Linked DNA regions of Homo sapiens: regions 1 and 3 are each linked to region 2. A link is a contact called in ENCODE Hi-C or POLR2A ChIA-PET data. All regions are on one chromosome and are shown on one strand. Each heading gives the region's core, a stretch centred on a gene start or an enhancer-like site at or near the end of the contact. The rest is flanking DNA. Distances are from core to core; before and after follow the strand shown.

Region 1 (4,036 bases), core at 1,534-4,033, 220 kb before region 2:
ACACCAGGAGGCCAGAGGAGAGCTCACAGGCAGCCCCCAGTCCTCCCCAGCCCACTCCACACAGGAGACCCTCTGCCCAGGCCCGGTCCTGTCCGGGACCCCCACAGGGACCCAGGGGTGCGTCCAGCTCCTGGAGAGCAACCCCGCCTGGCCTCAGCTCCTCGTGTGAGAATAAACTCCGCGTCTCACTTTCAGAGGCGTGTTCCTGTCGCTAATTCAGAAGCACTTTCCGTCCACCAAGAGAAAGCGGGACAGAGGAGCGGGCAGCAAGCGGAAACGTAAGCCCTGCCCCCCATGGCCCCACCCACCCCTGCCCCTCTGCTTTCTCCCCCCGGGGGCTGGCTGGTCGCTCCCTGCTTCCCCCACTCCCCCGTCCACTCAGCCAAATGCAGGTCCTGTCCGTGCCAGGCAGGCTCAAGGCTCCGCTGCCAGTGGCAGGTCTTGCGTGGACCCTGCCATGGAACGCTTAGGGAAGAGGAAGCAACAGACAGCCTGAAGGACACAGACGTGGGTGCCGAGCGAGACCCGGGGGGCGGGACACGGACGCGGGTGCTGAGCGAGACCCCTCCCACCTTCCGTTTTCAGGGTCTCCACGGTCCCTTGGGGAGCCCATTGATAACCCCCAGGCTTCTGTCACAGGGAAGCCCAGAGCTGCCTGTCGAAGTCTGGTGTGTGGCCTCCCCAGGCACCCCGCGTGTCCACCATACTGGCCAGGCCTGAAAGGACGTTGGATATGGGTTTATTAATATTGTCCCGTTGGCTGGGCGTGGTGGCTCACGCCTGTAATCCCAGCACTTTGGGAGGCCGAGGCGGGTGGATCACCTGAGGTCAGGAGTTTAAGACCAGCCTGGCCAACATGGTGAGACCCTGTCTCTACTAAAAATACAAAAATTAGCTGGGCGTGGTGGTGGACGCCTATAATCCCAGCTACTTGGGAGGCTGAGGCAGGGGAATCGCTTGAACCTGAGAGGTGGAGATTGCAGTGAGCCGAGATCATGCCACTGCACTCCAACTTGGGTGACAGAAAAAACTCTTGTCTCAAAAAAATTAATAAAAATAAAATATTGGCTAGGTGCAGTGGGTCACGCCTGTTGTAATCCCAGCACTTTGGAAGGCTGAGGCGGGCAAATCACCTGAGGCCAGGAGTTTGAGACCAGCCTGGCCAACATGGTGAAACTCCATCTCTACTAAAAATAGAAAAATTAGCCAGGTGTGGTGGTGCATGCTTGTAATACCAGCTGCTCAGGAGGCTGAGGCAGGGGAATTGCTTGAACCCGGGAGGTGGAGGTTGCAGTGAGCTGAGATCGCACCACTGCACTCCAGCCTGGGCAACAGAGTGAAACTCCATCTCAAAAATAAATAAATAAGCCAGGCGTGGTGGTTCACGCCTATAATCCCAGCACTTTGGGAGGCTGAGGCAGGTGGATCACGAGGTCAGGAGATCGACACCATCCTGGCCAACATGGTGAAACCCCATCTCTACTAAAATACAAAAGATTAGCCAGGCGTGGTGGTGGGCGCCTGTAATCCCACCTACTCAGGAGGCTGAGGCAGGAGAATCGCTTGAATCCAGGAGGCAGAGAGTGCAGTGAGATGCCACCGTTCTCCAGCCTGGCGACAGAGTAAGACTCCGTCTCAAAAGAAAATAAATAAATAAAATATGGCCCCCCACACCGTACCCTCCTGGCCACAGGGCACGGGGTTCCCTAGAGGGCGTCCCTGGAGAACAGCTGAGCTGCTTGCCCAGAGGCAGGGGGTTCTCGGATGGACCTCCCCAGCTCGGACCACTGGCCTTGCTCTGTCCTGCTGCGTCTCCTCCACCTGCTCCTCCACCTTGCTGCGGTCTGGCCCTCGGTGACCCTGTCCTTCCCTGCAGGGCGACCTCGGGGACGCGGGGCCAAAGCCCCCCGGCTGGCGTGCGAGACAGCGGGCGTCATCCGCATCAGTGACGACAGCAGCACGGAGTCGGACCCTGGCCTGGACAGCGACTTCAACTCCTCCCCCGAGTCCCTGGTGGATGACGACGTTGTCATCGTTGATGCAGTCGGGCTCCCCAGTGACGACCGGGGTGAGGGCTTGCCCAGGCTGGCCAGCCACCTGTGGGTCAGGATTCCAGTCCAGGCTGAGCAGCCACCTCTGGGTCAGGATTCCAGCCTGAGGCTCCCCCGGCCTCCTGGCGGTCACCACCCACCCCAGGTTGTAGCCCTCAGTCCAGCCCACCTGAGCCCAGCTGCTGCTATGGTGCCCACTTTACAGATGGGGGAAACTGAGGCCCAGAGAGGGGAGGTCAGGGGTTATACCACTGGTCAGAGGCAGAGCTGGGGCTTGGGGCTGGGCAGTCCCTACCCCTGTGGAGGCAGTGAGGTCACAGTGTTTGGTCCGCGACAGGAGGCTTAGTCTCGCCCCAGCTGGTCTCAGGGAGACAAGTGCAGAAAAGCAGTCCTGGGCCACGGTGCCGGGCTTCCCCGCCACCCTGCCGTCCCTCAGGGTTGCCCCGGGCCCCTTGTCCTTGCCCTCCAGGGGCCAGCCTTGAGTTAGGTGGGCCCTAGAAGGCAGCCAACATGTCCTGCCCTGACCCTCCACCTCCTCCCTAGGACCCCTGTGCCTCCTGCAGAGAGACCCGCATGGCCCCGGGGTCCTGGAGCGGGTGGAGCGGCTGAAGCAGGATCTGCTGGACAAAGTGCGGCGGCTGGGCCGGGAACTGCCAGTCAACACCCTGGACGAGCTCATCGACCAGCTGGGCGGCCCCCAGCGGGTGGCGGAGGTGGGTGGGACGTGGCAGCTGGAGTGTGGTGGGCGGGGCATGGGCAGTGGGTGGGGCTTCACGCAGGCTGTGTGCAGCTCTGGTGGCCCCTGCTGGTCACTCTGCGTCTCCGCGGCCCTGCGAGGAGGGGGCGTTTGGGGAGCCCTGGGGCAGCAGCGTGCTGTCCAGCTCGGCCCGGGAGGCCACGACCTCCTGTGGACGGCCTGCCCCATCCCTCTAAGCCCCAGATCCCCCAGCCTGGCCTGCGCAGGCCTCTGCTTAGATCGTTGCCTGAACGCACCCCTTGGGGTGCCCAGGGCCAGGACACAAGCCCCTGGGCCTGGTTCTGCGGCCTCCTACTCCCTGCCCCCGCCCAGCTTCACTTTTTCACTTCGTGGCGCCGGCTGGCTGATAATACCAGGCCTTGGACAGGCACACATCGCCTGGGTCCAGCAGTCCCGCCCTCCCTTTCCCAGCACCCCCACCTCCCGTGCACAGCTGGGAGCCCATGACCACTGTAGGACATAGGGAAGCTGAGACACGGGTGGCCAGACTCCTGCGAGGCCACAACACTGACGGCCGGTTTTGTCCCTGTCTCGGCTGCAGATGACCGGCAGGAAAGGCCGCGTGGTGTCCAGGCCCGACGGGACGGTGGCCTTCGAGTCGCGGGCAGAGCAGGGTCTGTCCATCGACCACGTGAACCTCAGGGAGAAGCAGCGCTTCATGAGCGGCGAGAAGGTGCGGGGCTGCAGTGCACTGGGCGCGGCCCACGGGACCCAAGAGGCACAGAGGGGCCCAAGGGTCCCCGGGGACTGTGGACCCGCGCACTTCTGGAGTGTGTGTGTGCCAGGTGCGGGCGCGAGTGGCCGTGTGGCGGGTGGTGTCCGCGCCCCGCAGGCCTCTCGCTGCCCCGGGACGTCCTGGTGACCTGGAGCGGGGGCCTAGTGGGTGAGGAGGTGGCGGCAACGCTGGGGCGGGCCTTGCACCAACCGTGTCCCGGCCCCTTCTTTCCCCCTAGCTCGTGGCCATCATCTCGGAGGCCTCCAGCTCGGGTGTCTCCCTCCAAGCCGACCGCCGTGTCCAGAACCAGCGGCGCCGCGTGCACATGACCTTGGAGCTGCCGTGGAGCGCCGACCGCGCCATCCAGCAGTTCGGTGAGTCCGGCCCCGCCCCCAGCGCTGCCTGGCCCCGCCCCCAACATGGTCTCGGCCCCGCCCCCGCCTGGCCGGGCCCTGAGAGCAGCTCTGCCCCCAGGCCGCACCCACCGGTCCAACCAGGTCTCCGCGCCAGAGT
Region 2 (4,041 bases), core at 801-3,300:
CCCTGGCTGGAGTGCAGAGGTACAATCCCAGCTCACTGCAGCCTTGACCTCCCAGACTGAAGTGATCCTCCCACTTTTGCCTCCTGAGTAACTGGGCCTACAGGTGTGCATCACCCCACCCAGCTATTTTATTTATTTATTTATTTATTTTGAGACAGAGTCTTGCTCTGTCCCCCAGGCTGGAGTGCAGTGGCGCGATCTCAGCTCACTGCAACCTCCACCTCTTGGGTTCAAGTGATTCTCCTGCCTCAACCTCTAGAGTAGCTAGGACTACAGGCATGTGTCACCATGCCCAGCTAATATTTTTGTATTTTTAGTAGAGATGTGGTTTCAACATGTTGGCCAGGCTAGTCTCGAACTCCTGTTCTCAGGTGATCTGCGTGCCTCAGCCTCCCAAAGTTCAGGGATTACAGGCCTGAACCACCTTGCCCAGCGCCCCTCCCTCCCCAACCCTGCTAATTTTTAATTTTTTTTTGTAGAGACGGGGTCTGGCTATGTTTCCCAGGCTGGTCTCAAACTCAAGCTGTCCTCAGACCTTGGCCTCCCAAAGTACTGGGATTACAGGTGTGTGCCACCACACCCGGGCCGCTAAGAACGTTAAATCCCTACCTGCTGCCTGGGAATGGGGATTTTCTGTAAGGTCACTGCGTGGCCCTCTTGGAGAACTGAACCCTGATCCAGAAAAAACACTCTGATATTTGGGCCATTGTTAACCTGTAATTTTAGAACAGTTTTATATTTGCAGAATTCTTGCAAAAATCATGCAGTGAGGCCGCGGTGGCTCACGCCTATAATCCCAGCACTTTGGGAGGCCGGGGTGGAAGGAGGGCTTGAGGCCTGGAGTTTGAAATCAGCCTGGGCAACATAGTGAGACCCCATCGCTATTAAAATTTTGAAAAAACAGGCTGGGCGCGGTGGCTCACGCCTGTAATCCCAGCACTTTGGGAGGCTGAGGCAGGCAGATCACCAGGTCAAGAGACTGAGACCATCCTGGCCAACATGGTGAAACTCCGTCTCTACTAAAAATACAAGAATTTGTTGGGCATGGTGGTGCGCGCCTGTAGTCCCAGCTACTCGGGAGGCTGAGGCAGGAGAATCGCTTGAGCCTGGAAGGCGGAGGTTGCAGTGAGCTGAGATCGCGCTACTGCACTCCAGCCTGGGCCACAGAGCGAGACCCTGTCTCAAAAAAAATAAAAATAAAAATAGAAGAGCACCACATCCATTGCATTAAACTGGCTTTTGGAGGAGGAGGTGGGAATAGGGTTGGAAGTAGGAATACTCAACGGGGTCGGTGACTTCGCTTACAGTTTCCCCACTCTTGGACATTAGAAAATGGAAGAAAGGCCGGGCGCGGTGGCTCACACCTGTAATCCCAGTACTCTGGGAGGCCGAGGCGGGCGGATCAGGAGGTCAGTAGATAGAGACCACCCTGGCCAACATGGCGAAACCCCGTCTCTACCAAAATACAAAAATTAGCCGGGCGTGGTGGCGCATGTTTATAATCCCAGCTACTCGGGAGGCTGAGGCAGGAGAATCGCTTCAACCCGGGAGGCGGAGGTTGCAACAAGCTAAGATCGCGCCATTGCATTCCAGCCTGGGCAACAGAGCAAGATTCCGTTTCTGGGAGGGAAAATGGAAAAAAAAAAAAAAATATGGAACGCTTCACGAATTTGCGTGTCATCCTTGCGCAGGGGCCATGCTAATCTTCTCTGTATCGTTCCAATTTTAGTATATGTGCTGCCGAAGCGAGCACGAATATTGAGTTCCACCACCAGCTATTTAAAGCCCCTGGAACAAATGTCTGTACACATAGGCCGACTTCTCTTAAATGACCTAGAGATTTAACCTCTATTTATATTAGCCCAATGTGTAATGCAACTAACGTAGTTATTGACTGGAGTTGAGAAAGTGCTCGTTGTTCTACCAAATATAGCTACGGTGGCTGCTGGGAATTACTGGAAATGGTCGTATGCAAATAGCCCCGGAGGCGGGGCAGAGCCTGAGCCGCACCGCCCTCCCAGAAGTCTTTGGGAGGCGGCCCCACGCCTCAGGCGACTGGTTGTTACCGAGGAAGATGGCGGCGCCAGACCCGAGGCGCTAGGGAAGATCGCACCGCGGACGCCCGCTGAGCTTGGCGCACGGGCCGACCAGGTGAGTGCGGGGCTGCGGGGGCCCGGCGAGGGCGGACGGACCCCTGACCGTGTCCACGGACCCGAGGGAACGCGGCGCAGCCGTGGCGGGGCCTGCGGGGTCGGGGGCGTGGCCGGGAGCAAAGGCTGCTGGGTAGGCGGCCTGGGGCGCGGGGCGCGGGGCGCGGGGCGCGGGGCGCGGGGCGCGGGGCGCGGGGCGCGGGGCTCGGGGCTCAGGGTTTGCGGCGGAAACCTGGGGGAGGCCTGAGGCCCGCGGGGCTGGGTTCGGGGCGGGGCCTAAGGAGAGTTTGGGGCGAGGCTGAAGGCGCTTGGTGGGACTTCGGGGGCGGGGCCTGGAGTGGGTTTGGGGTCGCCGGGGTGGAGCCTGGGGACTGGGGGGCTGTAGAGGCAGGGCCTGGAGACTGCGGGGTTATCGGTGCGGGGCCTGGAGAGGGAATAGGGTCCCTAGGGTGGAGACTGGGGACTGCGGAGTTATAGGGGTCTGGAGAGGGTAGGGGGTCCCTGGGATGGACCCTGGAGATTGGGGGTTATAGGGGCGGGGCCTGAAGAGGCTATGGGGTCCCTGGGATGAAGCCTCGTATTTGGGGGCAATAGGGGAAGGGCCTGGAGAGTACGTGGGGTCCCCGGGGTGGAGTCTGGGGACTGGGGAGTTTTAGGGGTTGGGCCTGGAGAGCTAAGGGCGTTGGAGGCTGGACCTGGAGAGTACATGGGACCCCTACGGTGAAGCCTGAGAATTTAGGGTGAGGCCGTGGGCTCAAGGGGTGAAATGAAGTGTGGGAAGCAAAGGGGGTCAGGGGTGGGGCTGAAAGACTTTTAGAGGCTTGTGGCGGAGCCTTGGGGGTCTGGGGCAGGCCCTGAAGAAGTAGGGAGCCGGGGTTAGGGTTTGAGGAGAACCTGGTTGCGGGTGATTCCAGGCTCCCTGGGCTTTTGCCTTTGCGAAGCGAAACAGCCCGTCTGGATGCCAGGCGCTTAGAAAGCCTCGAGGAGGTGCCCCCTCTGTTCCCTGTGACACTCAGCCCCCGCCTCGGCCACAGGTGTTCCCCAACACACTCAGCCCCGCCTCGGCCACAGGTGTTCCCCGTCACACTCAGCCCCGCCTCGGCCACAGGTGTTCCCCGTCACACTCAGCCCCCGGCTCGGCCACAGGTGTTCCCCATCACACTCAGCCCCGCCTCGGCCACAGGTGTTCCCCGTCACACTCAGCCCCCGCCTCGGCCACAGGTGTTCCCCGTCACACTCAGCCCCGCCTCGGCCACAGGTGTTCCCCGTCACACTCAGCCCCGCCTCGGCCACAGGTGTTCCCCGTCACACTCAGCCCCCGCCTCGGCCACAGGTGTTCCCTGTCAGTCAGCCCCGCCTCGGCCACAGGTGTTCCCCGTCACACTCAGCCCCGCCTCGGCCACAGGTGTTCCCCGTCACACTCAGCCCCCGCCTCGGCCACAGGTGTTCCCTGTCACTCAGCCCCGCCTCGGCCACAGGTGTTCCCTGTCACTCAGCCCCGCCTCGGCTACAGGGAGCCGCCCCACCGCTTGCCTGTCTGCGGGCTCTTCCTTCGGGAGAGAGCTAGTGTCCACTTGCTGCCCCCATCATCACTCACCTGGGCCAGCGCAGACCCTCCGCTGCGTCTCCCGGCTGTGCCCTTGGCCCCCATGGTCTGTTCCCTAGACAGCCAGAGGGGTCCTGGTGAAACCCAAATAGGTCCCAGCCCTCCCGGGCTCCCACCTTACTGAGAGTAGAAGCCCACAGGCCCAGGACTGGCCCTGACCTCTCCATGTTCCCCCTCGGCCCCAGCCCCAGGCTCTGTCTGGCCTCCGGGCCTTTGCATCGGCTGTTCCCTCTACCACGGGCCTCCATTGTTTTCCCACTTCTGGCCTGGCACTCCACATGCCCT
Region 3 (4,501 bases), core at 1-2,500, 150 kb before region 2:
GACTGGGCAGGGGACGGGACAGAGAGGTCAGGACAACGGTCGGGCTGAAGACGTGCGGTGCGGCTGCGGGCAACTCCCTGCCCCTTTCTGAACCTCATTCCTTTATCCCACAGCGCAGGGTTCCTGGAAGCTCTGATTAGAGCGAGGCAAACAGTAGTCACTCGATAAAGAGGCTCCGCTACCCCAGGGGTGGAGTAAACCAATGGGAGCGCAACCCGCAGCCGTCCTCGCATCTGATTGGCTGCCAGGACTGTCGCTCTGAGCAGGGCTGACAGCTGGGGACTTAAAGATCATCCTCTAATCCTCCAGGGACCGAGTTTGGGCTTAACGCTTTCGTCACCAGGCTCCACCCCAAGCCTCACCTGGAAGCCTCTTCCAGGTCCTGACCCCCAGCCTCCTGCCTGGCCCAGCCCAGGCAAGGATTCCTTTCCCCTCACTGTTCTCCGAAGATAACAGCAACGAATATTGGCAGTGCTGGACATTTCACACGCCCAGGGGAAGTGCTGGACTATCACCCCACTCTACAGAAGTGGAAACCGAGGCCCAAGAAAGCAAACCCAGGCACCCAGAGAGACAGGCAGTTGCCCAGCTGGAGGCACGACCCCAGCTCTGCCCACACCTTATGTAGCATTAATCGCTCAGAGGGACCGCGGGAGCCAGAGAAAGAGTCAGGCGAAGGGGCTGGGATAGAGACTCCTGGAGTCAGCGATTCCTGATCTATTTTCCTTGGGCCGGTCCACCTCTGACACAGATGGAGAATCTGACGCTGACAGAGGGGCAGGAAGTTGCTAAAGGTGACCAGGCCGGAACTGGGACCTCAGACCCAGACCCTTACGCCAGGGTTCTTTCCTTTACATCAAGCGGGACTTAGGATCTGGGGGAGTGGGCTCAGTTTCTCCATTTGTAAGACGGGGCAAGGGGGAGTGCAGGAGTTCTAACGGGCAGGGGGCTGCAGGTGTGTGATCGGCAAAGGCCCTCTTAAGGGTCCCAGATGTCCGATGCCCCCCTTGAGAATCAGTGATCAATTCAGCCGTCGTCAACATTCACCGGAAGGAGGTCAGAGGCTGGACCCCCTAATTCCCAGGGAACTTGCATCCCTCCCGGCCCCAACCCCGCATTCTCGAGTCTCGGGCCTTCTTCCCTCTCCGAGTCCTTCTCACCTTCCAGGGGCTCCGCAGCTCTTGCCGCCTTCCCTCCGCCCAGCAGCAGGCAGGGAGCGCGCCGCCCCTTAAGCCAAGTGCGCTGAGCTTGCCCGCGCAGGTAGCAGCGCCGGGGCACGCCCCTGCCTCTGCACGCTGCTATTGGGCGACCTGCCCGTCACTCACTGGCCTGCTCCGTCGGAGCTGCGCGGGCCAAGGGAGGAGACGGGATCACAGAAGGGCCTCGCCTAGCCGGGTTTCTTAAAGGGACCGCGCGGCTCTTGCTGCATCACCGTAGGGTGGCGGAGTGCCCGGCAGGTCCCAGGCAGGCCGCCCTCCGGGAACGAGGCTGCGCTGTCTTTGGGGAGCCAGGCTGCCTCCCCACGTTGTATAACCGGCTGCAATACCGCAGCTCCGAATTGCAGGAGTTCCCTCTGTCCCCGCTGTCCCCGGGGCTGGCCAGGCTCCCTCTAGTTTAGTCCAGACTCTGGGACTACACTCGTCCGTCTGTAAAGTAGGGGTTCCACTAGATCATTCGTTCATTCATTCATTCCACGAACGCTCCTCGGCTTCTGCAGAGGATGGCAGGAGGGGGAGGGGGCCAACATTCTAGAGTCTCCGATTATAGTGGCTACCCTGATTTTGAGGAAAACCCGTTTCCCACTCTGGAAGAAGAGTTGAAATAAACTCTTCAGGCTGGAGGTGAAGCTGAAATGGGAGCGTGTGGGTCCACAGCTTTGAAGGCGCTGGGGAGAGTGAGAGGCGTGGGGACGGCTCCCGCGGCAGGAGGTGGCATTGCCGTTGGGGCTTTGAGGATAAATAGGAGTTCGCCAACGGGGAGACATCCAGGCTGAGGCCACGAGACTTGCGCTGTAAGGTAGAGTGCAGCCAAAGCGCATGGGGGGCATTTGAGGGAACTGCCTCTTCTCCAAATGGCCAGGAAGCCCAGCCTCTCCCTCTACCCCAAGTCCCGGCCCTTCAAATCATTCATTCCACCCAGACTCACCTGTGGCTTCAGCTTTTGCTCCTCCTCCCAATGGTGAGGTGGACATTTTCCCCTTGATCCCCCCATCCCCCAAGACCTCCTCTCTCCCCACAAAAGCATCAAAGCAAAGCACGCCCTCATCGACGCCAACTCTCTTGGCCACCTTCTCTTCGTACAAACAGAGGTTTTATTGCGTTTGGTCCACAGTCGTATTTCACATTATCTCACGGAGCAGGTCCCCTGGGTGGGGGGTCCCTGTGCAGTACTTGGCGGGGCATGTGGCCGGGGAAGATGGAGCAGTATAAGCTGGTCGGGCCCAGAAGGGAGGAGGGCTGGGGGCTCCTTAAAACCTACTGAGGGGCTGGGCACGGTGGCTCACACCTGTAATCTCAGCGCTTGGGGAGGCGGAGGCGGGCGGATCACACCTGAGGCCAGGAGTTCGAGACCAGCCTGGCCAACATGGGGAAACCCCATCTCTACTAAAAATACAAAAATTAGCCGGGCGTGGTGGAGCACCTGCAGTCCTAGCTACTCAGGAGGCTGAGGCTGGAGAATCGCTTGAGCCCGGAAGGTGGAGGTGCAGTGAGCCAAGATGGCGCCACTGCACTCCAGCCTGGGCAACAACCACAACTGAAAAAAAAATCTACTGAGGCCAGAGTGGGTTGGGGCGGGGAGCATGGAGAGGGGGTCAGGCTTAGCCCCAACAACTCAGAATTTCACTTCCTTGTACGGCCCTCACTTTCTCCACCTGGCCCCGGGGCAGGTCTGAGGGTCTGAAGTCTGTTGGTCTGAAGGTCCTAGGCAAATCCAGTCACTTGGGAGCCGGAGATATTTAACATCACGGCCCGGTCCCCTTTCCCAGGGGACTCATTTCCTAGCACTCTCTCCACTGTCCTTGCCCCACCCCTGGGGGAAAAAATGTATTTTTCTTTTGTGAATACTTCCTGAAACTTGCGGGCATAGAAACCACAAACTGCTCAGCTGACAAAAGGGGGAAGAGGCGAGGCAAGCAGAAACCGTCGGGGACCGGTTCCTTCCAAGCCCAGGTCTCTTCTTCCCAGCACAGCCTGAATGTGCCAGCAGGGACCCTCGCCCTACACGTATTGGGATATGGCCTTGACCCCTTCCCCCACAGCCCAGTGGCTCAGCCTTGCGAAGGATCAAGGCAAAGGGGAAAAAAGCTCTGCTGCCTGATCCCACGCTGACACTCACAGACCCTTGGTTGACTGGCAGCACTGAACGGGTTAAGAAAAAAAAAAAAAAGATGAAAACACAGAAAAACCCAAAAACCCAGATGGGCAGACGATGTGGGGAGAGAGCGTGCTGGGAGCCTCAGTAGCCGGCCTCCTCCTGGTAGTAAGGGGGATATTCAGGGACCTCCCCCGGGTCCGGGCAGTCGCCGGTGCCCGAGGGAGCCCCATCGGCCACTGTGCCTTGCGGGCAGTACTTGGGGTCATATATCTGCCGGCCCAGGCCGAAGACCTGGCCGCTCTGGTTGGCGCCCTGCGTGTAGCCCATCTGCAGGGACATGGAGGAGTTGTCACACTTGTCGGTTCCCAGCTTGGTATCATAGATGTGCCGCCGGGTCCCGGGAGCCGTCATGCCCACCTGGAGAGGAAGGAGGGGTGGAGCAGGTCATGGTGGAGAGAAGAGGGGACCTTCACTGGGTGCACTGGCTCACGCCTGTAATCCCAGCACTTTGGGAGGCCAAGGTGGGAGGATCACCTGAGGTCAGGAGTTCCAGTCCAGCCTGGCCAACACGGTGAAACCCTGTCTCTCCCAAAAATACAAAATTAGCTGGGCGTGGTGGCACATGCCTGTAATCCCAGCTACTCGGGAGGCTGAGGTGGGAGGATCACCTGAGGTCAGAAGTTCAAGACCAGCCTGGCCAACACGGTGAAACCCCATATCTACTAAAAATACAAAAATTAGCCGGGCGTGGTGGCGGGCGCCTGTAGTCTCAGCTACTCGGGAGGCTGAGGTGGGAGGATCACCTGAGGTCAGGAGTTCAAGACTAGCCTGACCAACACAGTGAAACCCCGTCTCTACTAAAAATACAAAAATTAGCTGGGTGTGGCCGGGTGCGGTGGCTCACACCTGTAACCCTAGCAGTTTGGGAGGTCAAGGCGGGTGGATTGCCTGAGCTCAGGAGTTCGAGACCAGCCTGGGCAACATGGTGAAACCCCATGTCTACTAAAAATACAAAAATTGGCCGGGTGTGGCAGCATGCACCTGTAGTCCCAGCTACTCGGGAGGCTGAGGCAGGAAGGAGAATCTCTTGAACCCGGGAGGCAGAGGTTGCAGTGAGCCGAGATCGTGCCACTGCACTCCAGCCTGGACAACAGAGTGAGATCCTATCTCAAAATAAATACATAAA

What was found. A loop is a pair of places that touch in the nucleus more often than their neighbours do. ChIA-PET counts read pairs that join two places held with the same protein, here RNA polymerase II (POLR2A). Pooled maps may share reads with other maps.
Region 1: a loop to region 2 is called in a pooled map, with 2.9 times the contacts of the local background. The contact joins the enhancer-like site here to the promoter of MED16 in region 2. A Hi-C loop is called at or near these places in 7 of 50 pooled maps.
Region 3: a pooled map shows a loop between it and region 2 (10-fold over the local background). The contact joins the promoter of ABCA7 here to the promoter of MED16 in region 2. A Hi-C loop is called at or near these places in 7 of 50 pooled maps. POLR2A ChIA-PET finds 5 or more read pairs at or near these places in 7 of 52 experiments (CD4-positive, alpha-beta T cell, GM12878, H1 and 4 more).

The regions. Positions count from the first base shown.
Region 1 is chr19:1,112,263-1,116,298 of GRCh38, reverse strand. It overlaps SBNO2 (strawberry notch homolog 2), which reads left to right. Exons shown (of 32, transcript NM_014963.3): 17 at 196-278; 18 at 1,877-2,068; 19 at 2,595-2,764; 20 at 3,350-3,481; 21 at 3,762-3,897; 22 at 3,998-4,036. Among named protein-coding and RNA genes, the nearest start is that of GPX4, 10 kb to the right of the region's middle. RefSeq lists enhancers at 2,700-3,619, 3,620-4,036. Within about 2 kb of position 2,783, at least 23 of the 41 ENCODE cell types and tissues checked have a DNase peak (open chromatin) inside an H3K27ac peak, as active enhancers do.
Region 2 is chr19:891,196-895,236 of GRCh38, reverse strand. MED16 (mediator complex subunit 16) reads left to right here and starts at 2,050. Exons shown (of 16, transcript NM_005481.3): 1 at 2,050-2,151. RNU6-9 (RNA, U6 small nuclear 9) reads right to left here and starts at 1,753; the gene lies at 1,647-1,753. RefSeq lists an enhancer at 1,773-1,922 and silencers at 2,063-2,332, 2,383-2,432.
Region 3 is chr19:1,036,856-1,041,356 of GRCh38, reverse strand. ABCA7 (ATP binding cassette subfamily A member 7) reads right to left here and starts at 1,250. Exons shown (of 47, transcript NM_019112.4): 1 at 1,161-1,250; 2 at 1-132. CNN2 (calponin 2) reads right to left here. Exons shown (of 7, transcript NM_004368.4): 7 at 2,292-3,732. The coding sequence ends at 3,457. RefSeq lists enhancers at 1-203, 2,096-2,595, 2,596-3,097, 2,685-3,244 and a silencer at 115-254.